2 separate regions of the Homo sapiens genome follow, and region 1 is linked to region 2. A link is a loop called in an ENCODE intact Hi-C map of the cell type or tissue named here. Cell type or tissue: body of pancreas. All regions are shown on one strand. Each heading gives the region's core, and the rest is flanking DNA. Links, peaks and the distances in the headings are about the cores only.

The links. A loop is a pair of places that touch in the nucleus more often than their neighbours do. Peaks named below come from ENCODE experiments on the same cell type or tissue, not always from the same donor. Only the 100,000 strongest peaks of a DNase experiment are listed, where the experiment ranks them.
Region 1: a loop joins it to region 2, with 4 times the contacts of the local background. A loop is called at or near these places in 37 of 110 quality-filtered maps.

What each region holds. Positions count from the first base shown.
Region 1 is chr2:119,507,389-119,522,121 of GRCh38, reverse strand. All of the region lies in intron 1 of SCTR (secretin receptor), which reads left to right. Among named protein-coding and RNA genes, the nearest start is that of SCTR, 9.7 kb to the left of the region's middle. In body of pancreas, for the core only: a CTCF peak has its summit at 4,493 (motif pointing left); a DNase peak (open chromatin) is centred at 4,501; H3K27ac peaks cover 4,896 bases.
Region 2 is chr2:119,651,733-119,667,171 of GRCh38, reverse strand. CFAP221 (cilia and flagella associated protein 221) reads right to left here. Exons shown (of 24, transcript NM_001271049.2): 23 at 15,103-15,198; 24 at 10,511-10,810. The coding sequence ends at 10,702. Among named protein-coding and RNA genes, the nearest start is that of TMEM177, 20 kb to the left of the region's middle. In body of pancreas, for the core only: a CTCF peak has its summit at 6,940 (motif pointing right); a DNase peak (open chromatin) is centred at 6,951.

The DNA.
Region 1 (14,733 bases), core at 1-8,000, 140 kb after region 2:
GATTTCTCCATGTTGGTCAGGCTGGTCTGAAACTCCTGACCTCAGGTGACCTGCCTGCCTCGGCCTCCCAAAGTGCTGCGATTAGAGGCATGAACCACCGCGCCCGGCGGTCCCTTGTATTTTCAAATGTGCATTACTGCCTTACATAATCACAAGATGGTTTCCTGTGTATAAGTCGTGGTCCTTGGGTTATTTTACGGCTTCTGTAGACCTTAGATCTCACACTTCTTGGCTGAGAACTCCTGTAATAAATAGGAGTGGAACTGACCTACTTTGGTTGGAATATTTCCCAGCCTCTGGAGCCCTGCTTTCCTTCTGTTTGACTCTGGGTGGTCACACATTTGATTTTGAAATCTAAGTGTGTTCAAATAATTTTTTATTCATTTGAAGCTCCCCCTTGAGGGAGATTATAGGCATCTTCCCAATGGAGGGGGGTCAGTGAGGCCAAATTGCTTATTACCGCTCTCCCTCTACTCCATATAGGGAGGCGTCAGAAGTGACCCTTGTAAGTGAAACCCAAAAAGTGGCCGAATGGGGCAGTTTTCTGAGGCCTCCCTATAAGAAATACTGATCACAGCCCCCTCTGCGGCCCCACCCCCATACATCTCATGAGAACTTTTACCTGGAACATTACTGTAATTATTTACTAACACATCTGTCCCCCAAACCCCAATATGCACACTTTGAACTTGAACATGGAGACTCATCTTGTTCATCTTTCATCCCTAGAGTCTGTCACAGTGTAAGAAGGAGCTCAGTGAGTGTTTGTTGAATGAATGCATGGATGACTGAATGAAATCATGCTGATGCAGCAACAAATAAGGAAGAATCACCTCTTGAAAGCACTCCTTACTTGCTAAATTGTACAGAAATGTGTCAGGCTGTAGAGAAAGAGTCACTCAAGGTAGGGCTTTTTAATCCATGACATTTGGCAAACTGCCAATTTGTTAACCTTAGTGAGTTAAGTGAGGTGTGTGGGGCTGGTTTTTCCTTCAAGCAGAGTTTCTTCACACTACTGACATTTGGAGCCAGATAATTCTCTCTTCTGAGAGCTGTCCTGTGCATTGTACAATGTCTAGCAGCATCATGGACCTCTGCCCTCTAGAAGCCCATGATCACTCCAAAGCTGTGACAACAGAAAATGTATCTCTAGACATTGCCAAATTTTTTCTGGGGGTAGGAAGGGCAAAATCGCCCCTGCTTGAGAACCGTTGCCTTAAAGGTTGTCATGTTTCAGGACAGATACACAGATAGGGCTAACAATAGGTATTCATTTCACATTGGGTTTGGGGCAGTGGGGTTGGTGATACGGCATCTGAGTCAGAGGATGGAAACAGGTGTGCCTGATGAAAACCAGTTTCCAAACTGGACAAAGGACTTCTGTGGAGAATGTTTCCTTGATCTATTCCACCCTCCCTTCCCATCTTTTTCCCTCCTATCTCCATCCCTCCTCAGTTGATGGCTAAGAAATATAAAAATTCCAAGTACAGGCTCTGGCACATGGAAGCCTTCAGTACATGGTGGTCGCTGCCCTGTCCGGTCATGCATCTGGATCCAGAAGCTGACAAGCCCTGTGGCTGCACAGTGAGCAGAACCTTAGAAAGGCCTGCAAGCGTTGCCTGCAGAGCTGGTAATTACCCTGTTGCCCGGGCTGGAGTGCAATGGTGCGATTATGGCTCACTGCAGCCTTGAACTTCCTGGCTCAAGTGATCTTCCCACCTCAGCCTCCCAAGCAGCTGAAACTACAGACACCTGCCACCATCCCCATCTAATTTTTTAATTTTTTTAGAGATGGGTCTCACCATGTCTCCCAGGTTGGTCCTGAACTCCTGGGCTCAAGTGATCCTCCTGCCTTAGACTCCCAAAGTGTTGGGATTATGGGTATGAGCCACCATGCCCAGCCTGGGAGCTGATTATTGATGACTTTTCAGAGAGGGTCACTGGGGATTTTTTTTGTGTACCTGGAAAAACACTTTCTAGTTTTCTGAAGAAGTATTTGTGGATTTCTTTTGAGATTTTTATTATCCCTGAAGTTAATAAGTGAAGGATGATGAAGGCTCCTTTAATTGACTCTTATTTTCTACCAGACACTCTGCTGAGTCCCTCCTAACACTAACACTCACTTCAACAGTTATTAGCCCCATGGTGCAGATGAGGAAACTGACACTTGGATAGATGTGAAGCCATTTGCTTAAGGCCACCCAGCTGGACATGGTGACATGAGACCTTAAACCTGGAACTTCTTTTTTGTTTTTTTTTCTTTTTTTTTTCTTTGTTTTTCTTTTCTTTTTTTCTTTTTTTTTTTTTTTTTGAGACAGAGTCTCATCTCACTCTGTCACCTAGGCTGGAGTGCAGTGGCGAGATCTTGGCTCACTGCAACCTCCGTCTCCCAGGTTCAAGCGATTCTCCTGCCTCAGCCTCCTGAGTAGCTGGGACTACAGGCATGCACCACAATGTCTGGCTAATTTTTGTATTTTTTAGTAGAGATGGGGTTTCACCACATTGGCCAGGCTTGTCTTGAACTCCTGACCTCGTGATCCACCCACCTTGGCCTCCCAAAGTGCTGGGATTACAGGCGTGAGCCACCGCAGAGCTTCTTAACCAGCACATGCATCTGCTCCAAAAGAGAGGCCTGTTCCGGGTTTCTGGTGCCCAAGGAGCTGTCATAAAATTATCTCCCAAACTTCAAAATAGCATTAATTTTCATTTAAACTAATCAATTTGTGAAACATAAAAAAATACTGAGTTACACACAGCATTTATTGAGGGGCCCAGAAATGAGCATGGGGTCACAAAATCCAACAGGAGGAGATACCAGTTCCCAAACAGTTTAGGGGAGTCCACTTAGGCGGAGCGCGGTGGCCCATGCCTGTAATCCCAGAACTTTGGGAGGCCGAGGCGGGTGGATCACCTGAGATCGGGAGTTTGAGACCAGTCTGAGACCAGTCCGACCAACATGGAGAAACCCTGTCTTTACTAAAAGTACAAAAAAATTAGCTGGGCGTGGTGGCCTGTAATCTCAGCTACTCGGGAAGCTGAGGCAGGAGAATCGCTTGAACTTGGGAGGCGGAGGTTGCAGTCAGCTGAGATCATGCCATTGTACTCCAGTCTGGGCAGCAAGAGCAAAACTCCGTCTCAAAAAAAAAGGGGGAGTCCACCTGCTTTGGCATCGTCACCCTTTGGAGTTCCCGCAGAACTTCCCAACCTCACCCTGTCCTCATGATCCCCACCCAGGTTGGGAAGTCCCCAGATTTCCTACCATGACAAGGGAGGACATAGCCTCTCTTCCTGGCACCCCCTTGCTGAAAGCCTAGATTTAATATCTGGGATTCGAGCTCCACCACCAGAACAGCCTCTTGCAGTGAGCCCCAGCTTGGTCTCTGCATCCCTGCTCTTAGCAAGCTGTAGGTTCTCACCACTGACCTTCACTCAGGCTTCGGGACAACCTGCAGCTCAAGGTAAAACCACAATACTCAGATGCTATCTACTTGCTTACATTACAAACAGAAGGCTGCTCAGCATTCCTATGGACTCCTGGGGCCCACCCAGCCTCTACATTGTGCGTCTGTTCCAAGGATGGCATTTGGGGAGGGTCATCCCTGGTTCATCACGTCCCGCAGTCTTAGCCCATTGTGCTGCAGGCTCCTGAGGTTCCCAGAGTCATCTCCAGATCCTGCCATGCCCCACCCCACTTCCCTCACCTGAGGCTCTTAGGCGTGCTCCTGATGGCCACGTGTCTTTCAAATTTCTCACCTCCCGCCTCCCTCTCATGTTCAACAGATGGGCTCACCTTCCATTTCCCAAGAGTTGAGACTACCTGGATGAACTTCTAACCAACATCTTGCCCTTACAGATGTGTCTAAATTGTACCCTCTGTTCCTTTCCTTCCCGTCTGTCTTAGTCAGCTGTGTTATCATAACAAAATACCACAGACTTGGGGACTTAAACAAAAGAAATTAATCTCGCGGTTCTGGAGGTTGGAAGTGTGAGATCAAGATCCCCAAGGGTTTGGTCTCTGGTGGGGACCCTCTTCCTGGCTTGCACATGGCCACTTTGTCCTCATGTGGCATTTCCAGTGAGTGTGTGGATGCAGGGGAGGGGAGGGAAACACCTTTCTGGTATTTCTTCTTGTAAGGACACTAATCCTATAGGATCAGGGCCCTATTACTACAATGCTGTTTAACCTTAATTACCTCCTTATGGGCCCTACCTCCAAATACAGCCACCCTGGGGGTAGGGCTTCAACATATGAATTTAGTGGAGACACATTCAGTCCATAACAGCATCCAAGTGGAAGAGAGGCTGTTCCCCAGACAACAGCCTGTCCCTACTCCTACCCCTACCGACTTCCTTCCCAGGACAACACAATGACAGCCATCTCACCCAACCTTCACCCTCTTCCTCTCCGCTGACTTTTCTCATCAGCTGGTTAACTTCCCCAAGTCTATCCAGCCCAGGCAGTAAATAGCCCTCTGCTCTCTGCCCCCTGGTGGCCAGCTTCCTGTAAGACGCGTCCACCTTCATTGCCTCCACTTCACTCACTCTCACACTGCAACCTGGCTCCCACGCTCCACCCACAGAAACCAGCCTCACCAGTGCCCTTCGATTTGCCACATTCACTGGATTCTTTTTTATAATCTTTTTTAAAAAATAAAAATTGTAGACTAAGCACGGTGGCTCACTCCTGTAATCCCAGCACTTGGGGAGGCTGAGGCAGGTGGATGGCTTGAGCCTGGGAGTTCAAGACCAGCCTGGGCAACATAGGAGACCTTGTCTCTACAAAAAATTTTAAAAATTAGCTGGGTGTGGTGGTGTGTGCCTGTAGTCCCAGCTACCCAGGAGGTTGAGGCGGGAGGAATGCTTGAACCAGGGAAGTAGAGGCTGCAGTGAGCCATGATTGTGCCACTGCACTCCAGCCTGGGTGAAAGAGTGAGACTCCGTCTCAAAAAAAAAAAAGCACTTAAAGTGTACAACATGATATTTTGAAATACACAGTGAAGTGATTACTATAGTCAAGCAAATTAACATATGTTTCTTCACAAAGTTACCATTTGTGTGCATGTGTGTGTGTGTGTGGTAAGAGCACCTGAAATCTACTCTTATGGCAAAATTCCAGTGTACGATACAGTGTTATTATTATTGTTATTACTTTTGAGACAGAATTTCGCTCTTTTTGCCCAGCCCAGAGTGCAATGGTGCGATCTCAGCTCACTGCAACCTCTGCCTCCCGGGTTCAAGAGGTTCAAGTGATCCTCCCGCCTCAGCCTCCCGAGTAGCTGGGATTAGAGGCATGCGCCACCATGCCTGGCTAATTGTGTATTTTTAGTGGGGACGCGGTTCCACCATGTTGGCCAGGCTGGTCTTGAACTTCCGACCTCAGGTGATCAGCCCACCTCAGCCTCCCCAAGTGCTGGGATTATAGGCGTGAACCACCACACCCGGCCCGATACAGTATTATTAACTATAGTCTTCATGCTGTACATTAGATCTCTAGACTTATTCATCCTGGTGTAACTGCAACTTCATACCCTTTGACCTATATCTCTCCATTCCCACCCCCTCCCAGGCCCTGGCAACCACCATTCAACTCCCTGCTGCTTTGTATTCAACTTTGTAATATTCCACATATAAGTAAGATCATGCAGTATTTTTCTTTCTGTGACCAGCTTATTTCACTTAGCACCATGTCTTTCAAGTTTATTCATGTTGTCACTAATGATAGGATCTCCTTTTTTAAAGCTGACTGGCATTCCATTGTATATATGCAGCATGTTTCTTCATCCATTCATCTGTTGAGAGACACGTAAGTTGCTCCCACATCTTGGCAATGGTGAATAGTGCTTCAGTGAGCATGGGGGCACAGGTACCTCTACGAGGTGCTGATTTCATTTCCTTTGGGTTTATGACCAGAAGTGTGATTCCTGAATCATATGTTAGTTCTATTTTGAATTTTTTTGAGGAAGCTCCATGCTGTCTTTCATAATGGCTAAGCCAGTTTACATTTCTTCCAATAGTATGTAAGAGTCTCCTTTTCTCCACATCATTGTTAGCACTTGTTCTCACCCCACATTAGCCCCCCTAACAGGTGTGAGATGATGGCTCATTGCGGCTTTGATTTGCATTTCCTTCATGATTGGTGATGTTGAGCAGCTTTTCATTTACCTGTTGGCCATTTGTATGCACTAGATACTTTCCAGTCCGGATCCTACCAAGGGTCATCCATGCAGTTTTTGAGAGAGAAGAGATACTATGAATAGTTACACTGAGACACTAGGAAATACCCAACACATCTTAGAGGCATGCAGTGCTGGGCACCTCCTTCCTTTCCATCTTGCCAGCAACATGGCTCAGGCCAACGTGGTTCTGAGTCTGACCGCCTCAGAATCAGGGAAGATGATGGTGGAACTCAGTCAGAAGCTAGAGTCCTGGGAACCATGGGGGGACCACTTGTGCAAGTTCTAAAATCCAAGGCTGTAGAACCTGGGATTCTGATGTTCAAGGACAGGAGAAGGGTGTCCCAGTTCCAGGAAAGAGAGAGAAAGAGAGAGAGTAAGTTAGTGAATTTACCTTTCTCTGCCTTTTTTGTTGTATTCAGTGCCCAGCCGATTGGATGGTGCCTGCCCACGTTGAAGCAGATCTTCCTCACTCAGTCTACCAACTCCTGAGCCAATCTCCTCCAGAAACACCCAGAAATAGTGTTTTACCAACTATGCAGTTAGCCCTTAATCCAGTCAAGTTGACACTGAAAAGTAATTATTTCAAAGACAATCCTCACGTCTTGCTTAAATGGTAGAGCCATCTCCTAGGGGTTCTTTACTACTACTCTGACCCCATCCTCCTTCCTTCTCATAATGGCAGACTTGGCAATGCCACTCCCATTTAAAATTCCTCACAGCACTTACATTGGGCCCTCTGGCCATTGACTTCTCTGGCCCCTGTTGGAGACCATGAGCTTCAAGGACAGAATCTATGTCCCATTCACCTTCATGTCACCAGTGATGGGCAGACTGCTAAGCATATAGTAGGTGCCCAATAAATGTTTGCTAAAATTTTGAGTTTTGAATAGGTTATATAATGATGAGTTTCCTGTTTTTATTTCTCATTGTATAAATTAGACTATTACTTTCCTTTCCCCCCTTGAAGCGATATCTTTCCAGTCTCTGGTTGTTAGGCAAGTAATTATAAAGTGTGAGAAGAGAGATGATGTTGAGTCTCTTTACCTTATTCAGATTTTTTTTTTCTTTTGAGACAGAGTCTAGCTCTGTTGCCAGGCTGGAGTGCAGTGGCATGATGTTGGCTCACTGCAACCTCTGCCTCCCGGGTTCAAGAGATTCTCCTGCCTCAGCTTCCTGAGTGGCTGGGATTACAGGCATGCGCCACCACGCTTGGCTGATTTTTTTGTATTTTTAGTAGAGACGGGGTTTCTCCATGTTGGTCAGGCTGGTCTCAAACTCCCGACCTCAGGTGATCCACCTGCCTTGGCCTCCCAAAGTGCTAGGATTGCAGCCGTGAGCCACTGCACCCAGCCTTTATTCAGAATTTAAAAGATTTTTATTATATCTCCTCCCAGATTTTGCCATCTTGACTTAAGAGTCCAAAATTAAACTCCAAAATAGCTAACAGAACCCACTTGACATATTTTCTCTCTTATTTGTGTCTTCTTTGTTATTCTTTCTCTCTGCAGACTGGATTTTTCTGTTGCTTTCTACAGGATAGTATATGGATGCTCCATAGCCTCCAAGTTTGCATGCTTTGGAAATGGGAGAGATTGGCTTTCTCCCCATGCCAACACCAAATATCCAAGGAAGGCAGATTGTCTCACACCTGGTTAGGTTTTCTCCTTTGGTCTAATCAGTGGGATAGGATCACACAGCATAAACCACCCAGCCTAGACATGAAAGGGTTCTTCCCAGGGGGCAGTTGTTGGTTCAGGGGCTAAGCAGACACCTCAAAACATGTCTACCATCTGGAAAAATAACCCAAAGAAAGAGATGGTGGAAGTTCATCATAGAATTGTCAAGCAAGAGGTGAACTTATACACCACAGTGGGACCAACCACGACTATGTGTTGAGTGAGACAAAGGGTGATACACCCTGCAGAGACACTGTTAGACATGCAGTGACTCACACAGTTTACAACTTAAGCACTTCTTCTTTAAAAAATTACCATAGTTTTATGTAGCAAAACCAAAACTCAATGTAAAATTATGGGATACTAAAAAGTGGAATTTACCCAGAAAAGCAATGGATGGGCACCAGTTCCATGGTTCTGCAAAAGACCCTAGAAAAGATTCAGTTCAGAAAATCAAAGGGCTCCTTGAAGAACACCCCAGAGAAGACAGTAGGCAATGTTACAGAAAGCCGTTCTCTTCAGAACCTTGAAGTACAGCTCTGATGTGTAATTAATGAGGTGAAGGCCTGTGAATTTTGTGATCAACAAGAAAAAAGAAAGTGGATTTAAAATTCTAGGAAAAGACAAAAGTTATACAAAACGTTTGTGGTCTAAATATTTTAAAATCCAAACTTTGACATGATTTTAGCAATATTTCCAAAACTCCATGTAATGATGACTTAGACTCAGGCTCTGAAACCAAAAAGGAAAGAATATGTAATGTATGTTTTTGTTTAGTTAATAAAAATAATAAAATAATATAGAAAAGTACCATTTAGTGATTTTTCTCTGACAATCTCTTATTAAATTTTTGAGGAATTTTTTTAAATATGCTTAGGGCATTCAGTTTAAGATGACAGATTGACCACATATATTTATCTGCTCTGTCTCTGGAAACACTTTTAAAATGACAGTAAAGGAATAGAAAAGGTATAAACCCATACAAAGAGAACAAAACAAGAGACAGAGATGAAGCAGAAATTTCCAGAAATCTTTGGAAAATGAAAAGTGATGAAGTGATAGCTGTATGGAAAGAATAACCTCAATGCCTGTAGCAGGCAGAGGAGAAACTGTCAAGTCATCCTGTGGCACCCTGGAAAGGCCCCAGACACTGAGGAGAGTCCACTCATAGACCCCAGCAGTGGGCTCCCTCTTGGCCTGGTTATGTTACAGTGAAGGCCACCAGGCAAGAAGCTGTTTAGGTCCACAGTGTTTCCAAGGACTATGTTACTGTCTCAAGCTTAGATCGTACATTGAGGAGGGCCTCCAATGTGGAAGCAAACAATCATGAGAAAAGTGCCTCAAGGAAACAGATCATGTAGACAAGAGGAGACAAACTTAAGACGTACAACTAATATTTGGAAATCCTTTGTGAAAATGATGCCTGAGCCACAAAACTAGAAAAGGATGCTATAGAAAAGGAATCATCTCAGAGTAAGAAAGGATTCTTGGAAGTTAAATGTATGAAACAAAACATTCATAAAAAAACTCTACAGATAATGTCAAGGAAATCTTTTATAAAGAAAATCACAAAGGCTGGGCACGGTGGCTCACGCCTGTAATCCCAGCATTTTGGGAGGCTGAGGAGGGTTGATCACCTGAGGTCAGGAGTTGGAGACCAGCCTGACCAACAAGGTGAAACCCCGTCTCTACTAAAAATACAAAAATTAGCTGGGCTTGGTGGCACGCACCTGTAATCCCAGCTACTCGGGAGGCTGAGGCAGGAGAATCAGTTGAGCCTGGGAGGCAGAGGATGCAGTGAGCTGAGATTGCGCCACTGCACTCCAGCCTGGGAAATAGAGCGGGACTCCATCTCAAAAAGAAAGAAGAAGAAGGAGAAGGAGAAGGAGAAGGAGAAGGAGAAGGAGAAGGAGAAGGAGAAGGAGAAGGGGAAGGGGAAGGGGAAGGGGAAGGGGAAGGGGAAGAGGAAGAGGAAGAAGATCACGAAGACAAAATGGTAGAATAGTAGAGAAAGATGAAAAGATTGGAGAATCAGTGCACCTCGTCCGATACTCTGCTAGTGGGAATTCCAGAGAGACAGCATAAAGATGAAGGGAGGAAATAATAAATTAAAAACATAATATTTTTTAAATTCCCAGAAATGAAGAACACAAGTCTTCAGATTGAAATGCTGACTGAGTATCCAATCAATAAATTTAAAAACAACCATTTCCTCAAGAAATTTCAAAATACCTAAGAACAAAGAAAAATCTTACATATATCTAGGGACAAAACAAAAAAGTTGTATACAAAAGATTTGGAATCAGAATTGGATTTCTTATTAACAATACAAGAAGAGGAGAAATGCCTTCAAAATTTGGAAGGAAAATTATTTCAGCCTAGTATTTTCTACCCAAATTGTTAATTAGTTTAATAATTAATCAAATTAATAAAAATATTTTCACTTCTGCAAAGATTCAAAAATTTACCCCCATGTACTTTTTCTTAGGAGGTTACTAGAGAATTCTGTGCTTTTGCAAAATGAGAGCAAACCAAGGAAAAAGCCATGATACCTAGGAAATGAGACCCCAGCCAGGAGACAGGGAGAGGGCACCCCAAACCACAGCCAGATAGCAGGCCTGGGTGGAGCAAGAGGAAGGAGAACTCTGAGACAGAAATATCCGGAGGAAAAACCAATAGGACTGTGGATAGATGTGTAACAGAGCTGTGGGAGCACTTGGAAAAATTAGCCATATGTACATGGAAAACTAATCCAATGAAAAAACAATAATGATAGACCTCAGGAAAAACAAAATGTACAAGAAAGACACATAATCATTTTACATGATTTGACTCAGCAGCGAACAATATTTCCTAGTCAAAATAAGTCATTATAAATGTAGACCATTCTTCACTAAAAATGAAATGAAGATTAGTATATGTAATATATGAGGAGAGAAGTATATGTAGGGAGATTTTAAAACATCTCATCTTTCTCTTCCCTAATAGGAAGTTTGACTGTCTCAAATTTAAAAACCAAGAAATAACAACAGTAAAAGAATATAATTTTTTTTTTTTGAGACGGAGATCTCAAAGAGATTGCTCTTTCACCCAAGCTGGAGTGCAGTGGCGCTATCTGGGCTCACTGCAAGCTCTGCCTCCCAAGTTCACACCATTCTCCTGCCTCAGCCTCCCAAGTAGCCAGGACTACAGGTGCTCGCCATCACGCCTGGCTAATTTTTTTTTTTTGTATTTTTAGTAGAGACGGGGTTTCACCGCGGTAGCCAGGATGGTCTCCATCTCTTGACCTTGTGATCTGCCCGCCTCAGCCTCCCAAAGTGCTGGGATTACAGGCGTGAGCCACCATGCCCAGCCAAGAATATAATTTTAAAACATGGAGACAAAAATGAAAATAAACAACTAAAAGGAGTTGAAAATGGTTGCCTGGAGAGCAGGTAAAGGTTATGGAAGGGAAATACTATTTGTCATTATACTCTTTGGTACTAGTACAAATTTAAAAAAAAGGCTCAGTGTGGTTATACAAACTCAATTTTAAAAATTTAAAGGGATTTAAAAAAAATGAATAGCTCTTGTTTTGAGGAAAATTTTACATAAAGTTCAGCAATTCTTTCATCTTCATTTGTCCCTCCTGTGAATTACAACTAAAATGTATTTAATACTTTTAAATTTAATGAATATATACAATATGTGTACATATACACATGCATATAGCTACTAAATGTCAGCCTCTCCCCCTCTTCTCTAGGTTGATGTAGATAGCAAAAGGGCTTGTTTCTCATCTCCCACATCTTCTGGGTGGTTGCTCCAAGGAGCCACATGCTCTTCCCAGGCGCTCCCAGCAACCCTGGGGACCCCAGTCCCTCTTTGCCGGTCACCACCTGGAAACATGGACTCAGTCCTCTCAGCAGAATGACATTCCTGTCTCACAGACACTGGTGGACACCACACATTTCTTTAGTTGGCATACCCCCTCCCCCCACATTATCTTGGCTTGTTACATTTTAGAGGAAGGATCAAGGGCAAAACAAATGTGAGATGCTCCACTTCACAACCATAAGTGGGAGTTGAACAATGAGAACACATGGACACAGGGTGAGGAACATAATACACGGGGCCTGTCAGGGGGTAGGGGGCTGGGGGAGGGATAGCATTAAGGAGAAATTCCTAATGTAGATGACAGGTTGATGGGTGCAGCAAACCAACATGGCACATGTATACCTATGTAACAAACCTGCATGTTGTGCACATGTACCCTAGAACTTAAAGTAAAATAAAAAAAAAAAGGAAATTCTGATACGTGTTGCTACATAGATTAACCCTGAAAATGTGCTGAGCGAAACAAGCGAGGTGCAATGAAACCAATACTGTGTGATTCATTTATGTGAGGTATCTAGAATAGGCAAATTCTTAGAGTCAGAAAGTAGAATAGAGGTTACCAGGGGCTGGGGAAATGGGGGGATGTGGAGTTATTGCTAAATGATGAGTTCAGAGCTTCTGTTCGGGGTAATGGAAATGGATACTGGGGATGGTTGCACAACATTGTGAGTATACCTAATACCACTGAATTGCACACATTAAATGGTTAAAATGGTAAATTTTATGTTATGTATATTTTACCACAGTTAAAAAAAAGAATTGTTGGATGAGAAGAAAAAGTTAAACTATCCTCCATTGTTGCTGTTTCTATAGTCCAAAGGAAAATCGCCAAGGAAGTTGAACTCTTCTTGCACAGGGCTTCCCATCATAGATATGTTATCCCATTTCTAACCTTGCTCTGTTGCTCTCAAGAGAGTCCTCTTTGCCAGAGGACTTTCAACTCTTACAGTGGAAATTGACATCTACTTTTGGGAAACCTCATTCACTATTCACACACATTGATACCGCCCTGGAGTTTATTTCCTACCCTGTATCAGTCAGCTAGGCGGCATAACAATTGCACACATCTCAGTGGCATGCAGCAATAAGTGTTTATTTCCCTCTTGGCATTTACAGTTGAGCTAGGGTGTGATTGATCCAGGCTGGGCTCTCCCGGCTTGGCTCCATCCCCTGGGTTAGGTTCAGTCTTCTACACCTGTCATTCATTCTAAGATGAGCAAGCTACCCCAGGTTCTGAAATGCAGGTAAGCATTTCAAACCTCTGCTCACATCAAATCACTAACGTCCCATTGACCATGGTCACACGGCCAAGGCCAAGCAAAGAAGTACACCTCGCCCACCATGATAGGAGTCATATGTATGTATAAACCCCATAGGGCGTTGAGACCAGTACTTGTAACTACAGCATACTTCTTTCCTGTCCTTGGCAGTAAATTTCCTAAGTCTGAGTTACTTCCTGTATATTAACATCAAGAGGACGCAATGGATGTACAACATGATGACTAAAGTTAATAACAATGTATTGTGTTTTTGAAAATTGCTTAGAGAGTAGATTTTAAGTGTTTTCACCGCACACACAAAAGTGAAATAATGCCTATGTTAATTAGCTCAATAAGAGCCTTTCTACAGTGTATACATATTTCAAAACAACATGTGCATAATAAATCTATACAGTTTTTATTTATCAATGAAAAAAATTAATTTAGGCCAGGCACAGTGGCTCACACCTGTAATCCCAGCACTTTGGGAGGCTGAGGCAGGAGGGTCACTTGAGCCTCATAAGTTCAAAACCAGCCTGAGCAACATGGCAAAACCTTGTCTCTACCAAAAAAATACAAAATTAGCTGAGTGTGGTGGTATGCGCCTGTAGTCCCAGCTACTCAAGAGGCTGAGATGGGAGGATGGCTTGAGCCTGGGAGGTCGAGGCTGCAGTGAGCTATGATTGTATCACTACACTTCAGCCTGGGCAACAGAGCGAGATTGCCAAAAAAAAAAAAAAAAAAAAAAAAAGAAGAAGAAGAAGAAGAAAAAGAAAGAAAGAAAAAGAAAATTTTTAGAAAAGAGAATATGATGGAATGTGGAGGTTCAGAAGCAAACTCCAGGATAAGTTTAGTCCTCTTAGTCCAGCAGAACAATCAGCCTTAGGGCTGTTACTCCCATCCCCATGGTTGAATATGGTTCACCGCAATATCCACACGTAGAAGAGGGAGGCACGTCCCTTTCCTTCAAGGGCATGAGACAGAATTTGCACATGTGTTTTTCACTCCAATCCATTGCTAGAATCTAATCTCATGGGCACGCCTTAGTTGCAAGGAAATTGGAAACTGTAGTGTCTAAGTGGGTAACCAATTGCCTAGTTAAGTTTTGATTATACTAGAGAAAGGGAAGAATATTTACTGGGGAAACAGTCTCTGCCAAAAGAGACGGGTGGTAAGAGTGAGAATGAGCCAGCACTTTGGGAGGCCGAGATGGGCAGATCACGAGGTCAAGAGATCAAGATCATCCTGGCCAATGTGGTGAAACTCCATCTCTACTAAAAATACAAAAATTAGTTGGGCGTGGTGGCTGGTGCCTGTAATCCCACCTACTTGGGAGGCAGAGGCAGGAGAGTCGCTTGAACCTGGGAGGCAGAGGTTGCAGTGAGCCAAGATCGTGCCACTGCATCATTCTAGCCTGGGCGACAGAGCCAGACTCTGCCTCAAAAAAAAAAAAAGAAAAAAAAAAAAAAAAGAACGAGAAAGAGGAAATGGAATGCGGACTTTCATTTCATATATGACACCCATAGCAAATTTGGCTCTTAGTTCAGAAACCTTGATTTAAAGAAATAATTTCTTTCTTTAAACTAATAACTGCTGCTGAGTCCCCAGCCTACCTTACTAGTGACAGCCAGGGGACGAGTTCTTCCCCTATTCCCCTGACAAATGGCAGCTCTGTTGACATGTTCACTTAGTGATAGCAGGGCTACACACACATTGGTTGTCTACCTTCCTCTGCATATTTAAACA
Region 2 (15,439 bases), core at 3,552-11,551:
TGTGTGGTGTTATTTCTGAGGTTTCTGTTCTGCTCCATTGGTTTTTATATATCTGTTTTGGTACCAGTACCATGCCGTCTTGGTTACTGTAGCCTTGTAGTATAGTTTGAAGTCAGGTAGCGTGATGCCTCCAGCTTTGTTCTTTTTGCTTAGACTTGTCTTGGCTATACAGGGTCTTCTTTGATTCCATATGAAATTTAAAATTTTTTTTTCTAATTCTGTGAAGAATGTCAATGGTAGTTCCATAGGAATAGCATTAAATCTATAAATTACTTTGGGTAGCATGATCGTTTTCACGATATTGATTCTTCCTACCCATGAGGATGGAATGTTTTTCCATTTGTTTGTGTCCTCTCTTATTTCCTTGAGAAGTGGTTTGTAGTTCTCCTTGAAGAAGTCCTTCAAGTCCCTTGTTGGCTGTATTCCTAGGTATTTTCTTCTCTTTGTAGCGACTGTGAATGGGAGTTCATTCATGATTTGGCTCTCTGCTTGTCTATTGCTGGTATAAAGGAATGCTTGTGATTTTTACACATTGATTTTGTATCCTGAGACTTTGCTGAAGTTGCTTATCAGTTCAATGACAGGGTTTTCTAAATATAACATCATGTCATCTGCAAACAGAGACAATTTGACTTCCTCTCTTCCTATTTGAATACCCTTTATTTCTTTCTCTTGCTTGATTGCCCTGGCCAGAACTTCCAATACTATGTTGAATAGGAGTGGTGAGAGAGGGCATCCTTGTCATGTTCTGGTTTTCTTTCTTTCTTTTTCTTTTCTTCTTTTTTTTTTTTTTTGAGACAGCGTTTCACTCTTGTTGCCCAAGCTGGAGTGCAAATGATACAGTCTCGGCTCACTGCAACCTCCGCCTCCCAAGTTCAAGCAATTCTCCTGTCTCAGCCTCATGAGTAGCTGGGATTACAGGCATGTGCCACCACACCTGGCTAATTTTGTATTTTTAGTAGAGACAGGGTTTCTGCATGTTGGTCAGGCTTGTCTTGAACTCCCAACCTCAGGTGATCCACCCGCCTCAGCCTCCCAAAGTGTTGGGATTACAGGTGTGAACCACTGCAACCGGCCTTGTGCCGGTTTTCAAAAGGAATGCTTCCAGCTTTTGCCCATTCAATATGATGTTGGCTGTGGGTTTGTCATAAATAGCTCTGATTATTTTGAGATATGTTCCATCAATACCTAGTTTATTGAGAGTTTTTAGCGTGAAGGGATGTTGAATTTTTTCAAAGGCGTTTTCTGCATCTATTGAGATAATCATGGAGTTTCTGTCTTTGGTTCTGTTTATGTGATGGATTATGTTTATTGATTTGTGTATGTTGAACAAGCCTTGCATCCCAGGGATGAAACCGATTTGATCGTGCGGATAAGTTTTTTGACGTGCTGCTGGATTCGGTTTGCCAGTATTTCACTGAGGATATTCACATCAATGTTCATCAGGGATATTGGCCTGAAGTTTTCTTTTTTTGTTGTGTCTTTCCCTGGTTTTGGTATCAGGATGATGCAGGCTTCACAAAATGAGTTAGGGAGGAGTCCCTCCTTTTCAATTGTTTGGAATAGTTTCAGAAGGAATGATAGTACCAGCTCCTCTTTGTATTTCTGGTAGAATACAGCTGTGAATCCATCTGGTCCTGGGCTTTTTTTGATTGGTAGGCTATTAATTACTGCCTTACTTTTAGAACTTGTTATTGGTCTATTCAAGGATTCGACTTCTTCCTAGTGTAGTCTTGGGAGAGTGTATGTGTCCAGGAATTTATCCATTTCTTCCAGATTTTCTAGTTTATTTGCGTGGAGGTGTTTATAGTATTCTCTGATGGTAGTTTGTATTTCTGTGGGGTCAGTGGTGATATTCCCTTTGTAATTTTTTATTGTGTCTATTTGATTCTTCTCTCTTTTCTTCTTTGTTAGTCTAAAGTGGTCTATTTTGTTAATTTAAAAAAAACAGTTACTGGATTCATTTATTTTTTGGAGGGTTTTTCATGTCTCTATCTCCTTCAATTTTTCTCCGATCTTAGTTATTTCTTGTCTTATGCTAGCTTTTGGATTAATTTGTTCTTGCCTCTCTAGCTCTTTTAATTGTGATATTAGGGTGTCAATTTGAGATATTTCAAGCTTTCTGATGTGAGCATTTAGTGCTATAAATTTCCCTCTTCACACTGCTTTAGCTGTGTCCCAGAGAAGCTGGTATGTTGTCTCTTTGTTCTCGTTGGTTTCAAAGAAATTCTTGATATCTGCCTTAATTTCATGATTCACCCAGGAGTCATTCAGGAGCAGGTTGTTCAATCTCCAGGTAATTGTGTGGTTTTGAGTGAGTTTCTTAATCCTGAGTTCTAATTTGATTGCCCTGTGGCCTGAGAGACTGTTTGTTATGATTTCAGTTCTTTCGCATTTGCTGAGGAGGGTTTTACTTCCAGTTATGTGGTCGATTTTAGAATAAGTACCATGTGGCACTGAGAAGAATGTATATTCTGTTGATTTGAGTAGAGAGTTCTGTAGATGTCTACTAGGTCCACTTGATCCAAAGCTGAGTTCAAGTCCTGATTAGCCTTGTTAATTTTCTGTCTCATAGATCTGTCTAGTACTGACAGTGAGATGTTAATGTCTCCCCCTATTATTGCGTGGGAGTCTAAGTCTCTTCACAGGTCTCTAAGAACTTGTTTTATGAATCTGGGTGCTCCTGTATTGGGTGCATATATATTTAGAATAGCTAGCTCTTCTTGTTGAAGAAGAAGGGCACCTCAGCCTGAAGCAGGGGTGAGGACTTCTGGAAGGTGGGGGGTGGGGAGGTTTGGGTGCATAACAGATCCATTGGCACCCCAAGGATGGCCAGCTTGGAGCTTCAGGCAGTGGTGAGCTTGGGAGTAGCCTGTCCCTAGATTCAGCCTCAAATGAGGTCAACTTCCACCACCAGGGACAGTAAGCACAAAAAAAGCACCCCACATTTGGTGGGCCTCTAGCTTTTGAGATATTGACAGCTGGACCTGAGACAGGGCACACACTCTGTGTGTGTATATGTATTTGTGTGTGTGTGTGTGTGTGTGTGTATGTGTAAAGCTTGCACTATTGGTTATGGGGGTGTGTGGGAGGGATAAGCATTCTTTGACTACCTTATATATACACCTCAAAGTGCATTGCTTCCTTGAAAAGTCTTTTCACAGTGGTTTTAACAAACTTCCTGTAAACAGAGTATCAGAAATGAAATACTTTTCTAAGAACACACCACTTTTAGAGAATGGGTCACCAGACCCCTGGGTCCATGCCTTGGCCAAGATCTGATCAGGCTTTTTGGTGGTAAGAAGCAGAGTCACTTAAGCTTTTTCAGGACAGAGGTGGTTTTCAGGTTGGGCCCTGTTCCAGGGGCTGGCTGGGAACGGGGGCAGGAACTCAGCAATGGGTGTGCTTGGGTTCTATCCCAGCTTGCTTCTTGCTATCTCTTGGTGCATCTACTTTTTTCCTCGTGTTTTCCAAACACCAAAAACCCACTTCTTCTTTGCCTACAACTTCAGTCACTCATGGCCCATCGCAGCTGCCCCGCCCAATTTCTCCATTTTATAACTGTCCAGCTTCTGTCCTTGTTGCTAACTTGCTTGGTCTCTCTCTACTTCCTGGTCTAAATTCCTGAAAGAAGGGATAAGGTAAGCTCAGCCTGTCTTGTAATGCCAGACTATCAGTTTCTGGCCTGCCTGGCTTGCTCTGATGGGGCTCATGGTGAGGAGGAAGGGGAGGGGTGCTGTGGCTCTCCCTCACGGTAAGGGGCTGCCCATTTTCTTGGTGCTCCCAGGCCTCCTGCAAGATGTCCTCCAGGAGAGGTAGGTCTCCTTGCCTTCATGTTGAAACACCTCTCTGTGATGCCATCTAGTGAGAGAGAGCAGGAGGCCAGTGGTCTTAATCCAAAAGGGAAGGCTGCATGGTTTGGGCAAAGAGACCTGAGAGGGATGTCTCCATATCTTTGGAAGAGACATGAGTAGCCCTGGGCCAAGTCCATTCCCCTACCTTCAGGGAGTCCATACTCTAATCATCTCCACTCTTTAAACATTTACCGAAACCCATCCTCAAAACCCTGCTGGAAGAGAGAGACTTTGTGTGTGTGTGTGTGTGTGTGTGTGTGTGTGTGTGTTTTGAGAAAGAGTCTAACTCTGTCACCCAGGCTAGAGTGCAGTGGTGTGGCGATAATGGCTCACTGCAGCCTTGACCTCGTGAGTTCAAGCAGTTTTTCTACTTCAGCCTCTTGGGTAGCTGGGACTGCAAGCACGTGCCACCATGCTTGGCTAATTAATTTTTTTGTAGAGACGAAGTCTCACTATGTTGCCCAGGCTGGTCTCAAACTCCTGGGCTCAAGCGATGCTCCTGCCTTAGCCTCCCAAAGTGCTAAGGCACTTCAGACTGTGAGCCACCACGCCTGGCCTAGTGTTCTTTAGTGCAATGCTCCATCTCCTTCACCATCTGGAGAGTTCTCTTTCATGCATAGATCCCAACATAGCTATTGGAGCACAGGAGATGAATGGGTGGAGGGTAGAAAGGATAACTGAAGAAGATGCAGTGGTGAGTGAGGACTCAGCTTCACTCCCTTAACAAATAAATATTGTGATCCTAATAACAGCTAATATTTATTGTGTATTTATTGTGCATTGTGCTACCAGGATGATCTCATTTAACCTCACAACAATTCTATGACGTCAATACTGTTACTTCCCCTTCTTTAATAAAAAGCAAGGAAACTGCATGGACTTGATAAATTTACAGAGATTCCACCAATACTTACCAGGGTGGGGCTAGACGACATTCCATGTCCTTCCATCTCGGATGTTCTGGATTCTAAATTTTATCTATTAGAACCAACTCCTATATTTTTTATAGCAAATAGACTCTATGAACATACTTGTCCGTGAAAATGTAAATGAATATTAGATACATAGTTTTCACATTTCTTTTATATTCCTTAATTCAACAAACATTATTGCTATTGTTTTGAGACAGGGTCTTGCTCTGTTGCCCAGGCTGGAGTGCAGTGGCACAATCTTGGCTCACTGCAGCCTCAGCCTCCTGGGGTCAAGTGATCCTTCCATCTTACCCTCCCCAGTAGCTGGGACCACAGATGTGCACCAACACACCTGGCTAATCTTTTTTGTATTTTTTGTAGAGATGGGGTTTTGCCATGTTGCCCAGGCTGGTCTTGAATGCCTGAGCTCAAGCAATCCGTCCACCTCGGTCTCCTAAGGTGCTGGGATTACAGACATGAGCCACTGCACCTAGCCAATTTTTAAAAAATTGAGACAGGGTCTTGCTCTGTTGCCCAGGCTGGAGTGTGGTGGCATAATGTCGGCTTACTGCAGCCTTGACCTCTCAGGCTCAAGTGATCCTTCCACCTCAGCCTCCCAAGTAGCTGGGCATGGGCCACCATGCCCGGCCAATTTTTGTGTTTTTTGTAGAGGCAGGTTTTCACCATGTTGCCCAGGGTGGTCTTGAACTCCTGGGCTCAAGGGATCTACCTGCCTCAGCCTCCCAAAGTGCAGGGACTACAGGTGTGAGCCACCATACCCAGCCTCAAAAAACATTTATTGAGAGCCTGCATTGTGCCAAACATCTTGCTGCATGCTGGGGATACAGAAATGAGTAAGACATGGCTGCTGCTGGGTGGGGCAAACTTGCCAGCTGATTTCTTTAGAGCAAAGGACATTTGCTAATTTGTATTTTTTTCTATATTACATGTTTTAAAGAATAAGCAATTAAGTAAAATACAAATATCATCACATAATATCTTTACTCTTAGAGACTCCAAAGCTGAAAGTTTAAATAAAAAGTTAAAAAATGTAAATCTGTAATATTTTCATTGATTACCATGTAGTAGAGAGAAGAGTGGACTGGGTACCAGGATCATGGCTCACTGCAGCCTTGACTACCTGGGCTCAGGTGAGCCTCCCACCCCAGCCCCCCAGGTAGCTGGGACTACAGGTACACACCACCACGCCTGGCTAGGCAACGAAACCTTTGCAGGAAACCAAGATCCTGCCCAAACCTGGCTCTTCTGCTAATTGGGTAAGTCCATGAAGCTTTCTGGGCCTGAGTTTCTGCATAAAATCACACTAATAACAGCTACTTTATGTCTTAGAATGTTTTGAGGATCATTGAGAAAATACTTCACAAACCGGAAGTTCTAGAAAGGAAAGCAATAATAATCACTTCTAAAATGAAGCTGCTTGGCCAGGCATGGTGGCTCATGCCTGTAATCCCAGCACTTTGAGAGGCTGAGGCGGGTGGATCACTTGAAGTCAGGAGTTTGAGACAAGCCTGGCCAATATGGTGAAACCCCATCTGTACTAAAAATAGAAAAATTAGCCGGGCGTGGTGGCGGGTCCCTGTAATCCCAGCTACTTGAGAGGCTGAGGCAGGAGAATCGCTGGAACCTGGGAGGCAGAGGTTGCAGTGAGCCGAGATTGTGCCACTGCACTCCAGCCTAGGTGACAGAGCAAGACTCTGCCTCAAAAGAAAAAAAAATGAAGTGACTGCAGTGAAGTATCCCGATTCTTCGGTTACAGGTATCTTTGGCCTTAGAAGGAGAATGGCATGATAACCCGAGTTAATGCAAGACAGGGGAACTGGCAGGTCTTCAGAAACAGCTGTTGAACCCAGGGATACTCATTCCCTTGGCCAGCCCCTGATTATGGCCATGGTCTCTAAGGAACCCGGATGATTGATCCCATAGGGAGTCCCCAAACATCACGTGGTCAACGATTTCACCGAAGGAACTTTTTCTGATGGACTCATTATGGAAGAAAATACATATAAGCCTTCTTTGCCTTTTCCACCTAAAAGTGGTCTGAAACAAGGAAGAAAAGCACAGATGATGATCTGATAAATATTATTTGGAAGTCGATTTGGTGGAAACGGGTTACAACTTGGGAGTCAGGAGAGGCCTTTCTTGTGGCAACCACCAGGTGGCACCAGATCCCCAACACAGTCAATACAATCTTTCCAAGGGGCCACGACCTTTTCAACCTGGGGAGAGCAGGGAAATAAGAGAAATTGGCTCTTGTTTATAGGTGGGGAAACTGAAATGGACATAAGTACATGCACTGACATGGGAACAGGCTCAAAGTCTGGAGCCAGAAAGTTCACACCAACAATGCAATGTGGGGCACCCAGCAAGAAAGGGAGATTGGGTAGGTGGAAGTAGCCAGGGATTCAGTAGCTGCTGGTTGGATGTTGGTGAACGAAGTGATGTGCACAGCATGGTATTAAGCGTGGATGCTGAGGGAAGCAATTCCCTGAACAAACATTGCCTGGGCCCTTCCTCTCCACAGAAGCAGGGACTAGGTAGGCCTTGCCTCAGAGGTCAGTACAGGGGCCAAGGGGCAGAGGCCTGGGGAAACCTTAGGTGAGAAGGACACTAAGCAAGAAGGTGGTGAGGTCATAGGGAATAGCATGTGCAGAGGCCCAGGGGTGCGGACGAGTGGGTTATGCTTCGGAAACTGCTAGTAGGTCAGGCCAGTGACTGGTTAATGTGGAGGAGGAATGCAGAGGAGCACATGGGAGCCCTTGGGGGCCTTAAAAATTACCCACAAGAAGGATAAACCAGAAACTAAAGAGATGGTTGCCCACAGTGGGAAGGGTGGGTACCCATGGGGCAGCAAGATGGCGGAATGGAGATGGATTGGGAATGAGAAGGAATGATACTTCTCTGAGTATCTTTGTATTTAGAGCCATCGTAATGTTCCACGTACCCTGAAATAAATAATTAAACCCAACTAGCGTGTAGGGGAACCCAAGATGAAATACAAACAGTAACACATGAACCTAACTCATATGAAAACACAACCACACTGATGGGAGTAGGAGACAAAGAAAGCAACAGAACCAGCCCAGGCAATTCGGGAACCAGTATTTTAACTGGACTCTATAAAGCCAAAGTAAAAAGGACACCAATACTGTAATGTAGTTAGTAAATGTGTTTCTCGCAAGGAGATGTGTTAGCAAATGGGATGTTACTTTACGGATACACCAAGCAACACATAAGGTAATACATCGTAGATGATGGGAGCTAAGCTGCTCACTGTAGGGGAAAGAAGTTACAATTAAGGAAAGGAGGAAGGCCAAAACAAACCCCAGGTGTTGGACTGGAATTGGAAGCATCAGTATCAATGCGTTTTTTTTTTTTTCTTTTTCTTTTTTTTTTTTGAGACAGGCTCTCATTCTGTCACCAGGGCTGGAGTGCAGTGGTGTGATCATGGCTCACTGCAGCCTCGACTTCCTGGGCTCAGGTGATCTTTCCACCTCAGCCTCCCAGGTAGCTGGGACTACAGGTGTTTGCCACCATGCCTGGCTAAATTTTCTGTATTTTTGTATTTTTAGTAGAGATGAGGTTTTGCCATGTTGCCCAGGCTGGTCTCAAACTCCTAGGCTCAAGCGATCTGCTCACCTTGGCCTTCCAAAGTGCTAGCATTACAGGCGTGAGCCACCACGCCTGGCCATAATTCATGTTTTTTGATATATATACAAGACATAAAGATAGAGAGATGAAAATGTGTGTGTGTGTGTGTGTGTGTGTGCGTGTTGAGGGGGGCTCAGTATAAATACTTGTATTTTCTAGCTCTGGCCACTGAGAGGGCTCGGAAGCAATTGGACCACAGTAGCAACAAGTACCAGTTGCTGTAGCAGGTCTTGATTTCTAAATGCCATTCTCCAGTGAAAGGAACCAGGGCTCCTTGGAGAAATGGTTGATTCCAGGGCTGACGTGGGAAAGATACAGATGAGTCTGGAATATACTGTGATGCTGGAAGGTAAAGATGTGCTTAGGAAAGGTCGAGGATGCACTGAAAGGTCAGAGGTGTAACCTGAGGGGCTCCCAATGGCCAGAGCTGGAACAATTTGAGAACAAAATAAACAACGGTAGTGTTGGATTATAACCTATATAATAAAATAAATGTCCATGATTCCATGCTGATATAAAAATCTACTGAATAAAGAAGTAACTAAATGACGGTGAGGGACAGCTCATGGACATTATCATTAAGTGGACATCATGGTAATGGTTGTGGCAGACAAGACCCACTCACCAATGGATGCTAAAGTGGGAATTCATATAAAGATACGTAGATACAGAGTGGGAAAAAAGCTGAGGAGAAACAGGATGTTTGCATAATCTCAAAGTCTCTCCCCATGATTATATTAATGTCCCAGTGGAGAAACTTGGCAGACACCACTTTAGCCAAGCAACCAAGGTAAACATCACCAGTAAGAAGACATATCGACATCACAAGCCCCTTGATAAGATGCACCAAGAAGGACATAACGCTTCTGTGGAATTCTTGCAAAAATGCATAACCTCACCCTAGTCTTGGGAAAGCATTAGACACACACACACTCTGAAGGCCAGTCTACAAAACAACTGTCAAAGGTGTCAAGGTCACAAATGATGAGAAAAGACTGAGGGACTGTCACAGATGAGGAGAAGAAGGGGACACGTTGACCAATCGCAGTGTGGACTCCTGGAACACTGAACGGACATTACTCAATAAAGCTGTACCGATTGTAATTTCCTGTTTCTGATCATTGTCACGCAGGAGATGTTAATGTTAGAGGAATCTGAGTAAAATATAGATGGCAACTTTCTGTACTATTTTGCAAGTTTTCCTTTAGTTTAAAAATATTTCTAAATAAAAAGTTTTTAAAAAATGACTGATGCTTATGTCCTGCCCTGTGAGTGAAGGGCAACTTTCATGTTTGAGCTCTTGTTTTATGCCAGGTATACTCTGCACATTTCCTAATTGAATCCTCACAACCCCATGTAAGGTGAGCACTTGTCTTTGCATGAGGGGAAAATGAAGTTCAGAAATGTTAAGAAGGCCACATAGTGAGTAAGAGCAGGACTGGGATTCAGAATCAATGAGTTAATGAAGACTACAAACATACAGTCTGATACCAGCTATTTAAATGTATTCATAGAAAAATGAGTGGAGGGAATACATCCAAATATATTTGGATAATTTTGGGTTATTATAACACAACCCAAATGTCATCAGCCTTCCTGGCCTGTGCATATGAAGGCAGTCATGTTCACAAACACAATACTGAGGCCTGGTTTTTACTGACATGTGTTCACTGGAACTCCTGGCTCCCTTGCAGTGACCTCCTGCTCCAGGTGCTTCTGTGAGTTCCCAGGAGGATGCTTCCTCCTGGGAAACTGGTGCAAGCTCTAGTCACCTCACAGTGTCCTCTCCAGGTCCAGGTCCCCTGCCACTGTCTGCCACCTGCACAGCTATGTGGGGAGCCAGCATTCATACCAGTATTGCTCTTCCAAAGCCAAATCTAGTGATGCCCCAGGGATGGAGGGGGCTGCTTCTGCAGAGGTGGGAGAGCATCCCCTCCCCAAAACCAGTCTCCCACCACACCACACCTCCAAAAGACCCCCAGAAACAGCTGCCAGTGCCCGGCTCTTAGTCTCTCATCACATGTTGCTCAGAAGCATTCCGGCACTAAACACCGCACCAAGAAGCTAACAACGCTGTCATCATCCTAACTCCATTTTATTTTTAAATATAAGATTTATAATTATCACTTAAAAGATATATACATCCTCTACATTTCATTTTTTTATCCAGAAACTTTAATTGCAGAGATGGCTGGCATGTAAATGGACGCAAGGGGCCACAGTGGCCCACGGAAAGCAAATGGAAGGGACTGACCTACTGGTGACTTTCATTCTAGAATCAGGTATGTGTTGAGTGCTTTGCCCCGCAGGTTCCTCATCTCCTCGAGCAGCTTCTCTCCGGCCTTCTCTGCTGGTTGTGCTTGATCTTTCACTTCTCTGAGTATCAAAAAACCCAAGAAGGAAACATGAGGACACTTAATAAAACCACGCAAATCACCCCCCGCCAGCAGTGCTGGTGAAGGTCGGAGGAGCATTTCGTTTAATATACAAAGAAGGTTTTCACCACAGTTAGTGATAGTTTACTTACCAGTGAAAACACTCAGCTTATGAATGATTCAAACCTGGCTTCTGGCCTCAGCTGCATCAGTTTCTGAGCATGGGCAAGTTACCCAAGAATCCACAGCCCCTGTTTCCTGATGTGCGAATGGTGTAATTCCCATCTCCCAGCATTGTAGCAAAGGTGAAATGAGATCTTATTCACAGAGATCCTGGTGTGAGGTCTTCTAAGTGCTCAGTCAATGCTGGCTGGTTTTTCATCTTTATGAATGAGGTAGATACACACTATTTCTAACTCTGGCAATGGCTCCAGAAGAGTGAGCACCTCAGGGAGAGTTGTGCACCTGGACCAAGTAGTGGCTGAGTGGAGCCGAGGCTGATGTTGGTGTGGCGGGGGTTGCTGGGTAGAACTTTGACTGGACGTGGTGTAAAATGAGGCTATCAATTGATGGGTGCAGTGGGAGTAGACAAAGGGCGGAGAGATGGGGAGGACCTGGGCTTCTTAGGGGCCAGCTTGCCTCTTGGTGGGCTGGGGCCAAGGGTTAAGATGGAGACTCGGCTCAGAGACTGTCATGGTGCTCACCAGCATCCAGATATGTGGGAGGAAATGACGAGTGTTTTGGTTAAAAGGCCATATGTCTTGTTCAAAGACTGTGAACTCAGCTATATAATCTGCTTGGGCAATATAAATCCAATATAAAATAAAGTGCTTCTGAGACATTTTTGAAAAGAGGGTGACATGTTTGGCAAATGGCTGACAGTTTTGGAAAACCAGAAATACCTGAAAATGGAGAATTAAGATGTTCCCTAATGCACATAATTAAAGAAATTAATTGGTACCATTTTATGGAATCATGTCTAAAAATATATAGATCCTGTCTCCCCTTAGAGATACTAATGATTGAGTAATACTGTGTTGATCTAAGGAGTGCTGAAAAATGTGTCAGCAACTAAAGTCACAGTCTCACAGTTCCTTGAACATTTTGTGGGGAATGTGATTCCCCTGTGGGTCTTGAAAGGGCCAAGACCGCTGTCCAGGCAGCAGAGAATCTCTCTGGTGAATTTCAGCCATTGAGTGAGAGCAGATGATTCTTTGCATCCATGAAAATAAATGTTTGCCAGAAACCAAATAAAGAACAGTCTTCAGGGGGAAATGGGACACTGCTGATGTGTTCTTTTTGTTCCGTCCCTGTCTGTCCAGGCTCTGGGTGTCTGGCAGGGAGGACTCTGTTGGCTTCTGGCTGGAGAGAAGGAGGTGAGGAAGAGGAAAAAGTAAGAACAGAGAAGGAAAAACTGAGCACAGGATTAGGCTTGATGTGAGCTGAGGAGAGTTTCTGAACCAAATCACTTTTGAAAATGGTCTGTGGGATATCAACTTGCTGAAATACTATGCAGCCAATAAAATGATAATTATGTTGACAATTTTCGTTCACAAAAAATGTACATAAAATAATTTTACCTGCCAAAGAGGTAAATTAAAAATGTCATGGAAATGTTTATTGCAAATGTGTGAAATGTATGTATGTTTTTTGAAAAAATTAGAAGCTGACTTGGTGTGCAGAAAATGTTTATAGTTCATTGTTAGTTTGTTTTTCTGTAAAGTACTAAAAATACGTAAAAAATGATATACCACTTTGAGTGAATATGTAAAGTAATAAATTCTATTTCGTTTAATGATAATTTGATAACCAAATGCCATTCAACATTAGCTCCATGGTATGAAGAGTGAAGACTCATGTAAAAGAGCAAGTGAGTAGATAGGTATTGAATATTACCTTGCTCCTGGGGCAAGCCATTCTATGTCCAGAGGTAATATTTGAAGTAGAAAAAAAAAAAGGTTTTCATTTAAAACCCTAGGTCAGTTTTTTGAAACTTGAAGCAAAACACAAAGTGCATCTATGTGTTGAGGTGCAAGAGGTTTTATGTGCTGGGTAGCAGAACACAATATTCTATTAATTAACTAATTAATTAATTAATTAACTGATCAAAACAGATGCTTACTGGAATTCCATTTAAAATTTTGTTTCTTACATTTTCTTTTACCAGAAACTGCCAATCTGTTTTCTGAGCAGTGTTGGCTGCTGCAGGTCTCTGGAACTATCACAGACAAACCAGAGAGACCTCATACAGCTCTAAGAAATGTGAGCATTCCTTTCAGAAAAGGCAGGCCCCCCACAACAAAGTAGACGACAAACTGAGAAAATAAATTTGCAGCATATATAAGAAAGGGTAATTATCTTTAATAAATGAGGGACTCTTGCAAATAAGGAAGAAATATAGGCAAAATAGGCAAAACAAGTCCCTCATAAAAGAAGAGAAATGGTTGAAAAGCATAGATAAGTTTTTAGTATAACTTGTAAACAAAGAATTAAAATAATGAGATGGTCTTTTAAAAAGTTCTGTCTCATTGATAAAGATGAAAAAAAAAGATGACACTATTCCATGTTGTCCAGGGCATTTGAATGCAGGCAGCTCTAACCTCTACCAGTAGGAGAGATGGTAACACACTATCTGGATGGTCATTAAGCAATATATATTAAAACCTTAAAATGCGCATTGATCTAGAATTTATCCTAAGAAAACAGTCTGATAAGTTTGAAAGGAATTATAGCACAAGGATGTTTGTTGCAGAACTATTGATAACGGAAAACACTGCAAAGAGTTTACACGTTCATTGGCAGATTGTTGATTAAATAAATTATGGTACATCTACTCGGAAATATAATAATTCATATGTATATTTATAAGTATGTGCTTATGATATGTTGTTAAATAAAAGTGCAGAAGATAAAACAATATGTATAATATGATTGAATTTTGTTAAAACCATATGTATTTATATTTTATTTATTTATTTTTTTGAGATGGAGTTTTGCTCTTGTCACCCAGCTGGAGTGCAATGGCGCGATCTTGGCTCACTGAAACCTTTGCCTCCCAGGTTCAAGCGATTCTCCTGCCTCAGCCTCCCAAACACCTGGGATTATAGGCACCTGCCACCACGCCCAGCTAATTTTTGTATTTTTAGTAGAGATGGGGTTTCACCATTTTGGCCAGGCTGGTCTCTAACTGCTGACCTCAGGTGATCCACCCGCCCCAGCCTCCCAAAGCGCTGGGATTACAGGCATGAGCCACCACGCCCGGTATTTATATTTTAAACCACATATGATGGTTTCCATATATATGGAAAATATATATTTAACTATATATATTTAACCATATAATGTATATTTAAACCATATACATGGTTTAAAATATAAGTACATATATAAATACATAATATAAATATATAAATATAAATATATATCCATATTTTTGGAAGACCACACAACAAAATGTATGTTACTACCTTTGGATGGTTGTTTTTATCATATTTAAAATTTTTTATATTTTCTAATTTTTAACATAATATAAAGGCATTTTTCAAAGAAAAAGAATAAAAATAAAGTTTATACATGGAATTTCAAACTTATAAAGCATATGAACTATAGGTGGTTTACATTAAAAAGTATTCTTCAAAATTTTTGTTTTAATTTGTATTTCTTTCATTACAATGAGGAGGAACACATTTTATATGTTTATTACTGTGTTTTTGAAACCAATTTTTCAAGGGATGATGCTTGCTTGGCTAGTTAGCCCCTGATGGAGAGAAGGAGAGAACATTTACTGAGCTCTGGTTCACATCAGGCAACTGGTTAGGTGCTTCCATGGCTGGCATCTCATTTCATCCTTACATTTGCCCTGTGACAGACAGATTTTATTTTCTGCATGCTACAGATGAGGAAACTGAGGCTCAGAGTTGATAAGGACAATAACTTGGCTTGAGATTTTCTATGTACAAACGGTGCAGCTCCAGATGGTCTGGCTCCAGAGCCAGTTCTTTATACAGAATGAAACTCAATCAGCTATTAATGAGAAACAAACACATCCTGAAATTGATTGATAAGCACATGGAAAATTGATTTCAGTTTTTAAAGGCTTACTTGATAACAAGATTTCAGGGAGTGTAATTGTGCCTAAAATAAAATACACATCTAAATATATGAAGCACCAGAAATGTGTCTCTTTCAAAGACTGAGCTATTTAGACTCAGACAACATGACACTTTTGTACTTTATGCAGAACAAATTTCATCCAAGATTACCTTTTAATAAGGCATAAAAGCATCCACTTACTTCTCCTTCCTGATGTCCTTGTAGTTCAACATAGGGAATTCCACTTTGATCATTTCTGGAGTCAACATAACTTCTACATTCTGCTCACAGAGCTCACTGCAAAGTAATAAGATGTTTAGTGGGCACTGCTTTTCCTTCCCAGTGTAAAAATAGGAATGAAATATTGTGATCATTTAGGAGTTATGCAATTCTTGTGGTATTCAACTTTAGTTCCATCTACTTTTGTTGTTTACATTAAAAGAAGCATAAGGCTGATAAATTGCTGTCCACCAACAAACAATGGTAGGCATAATGGTAGTTATTTATAACCAGAGAATAAAAAGTAATTTTTAAAAAT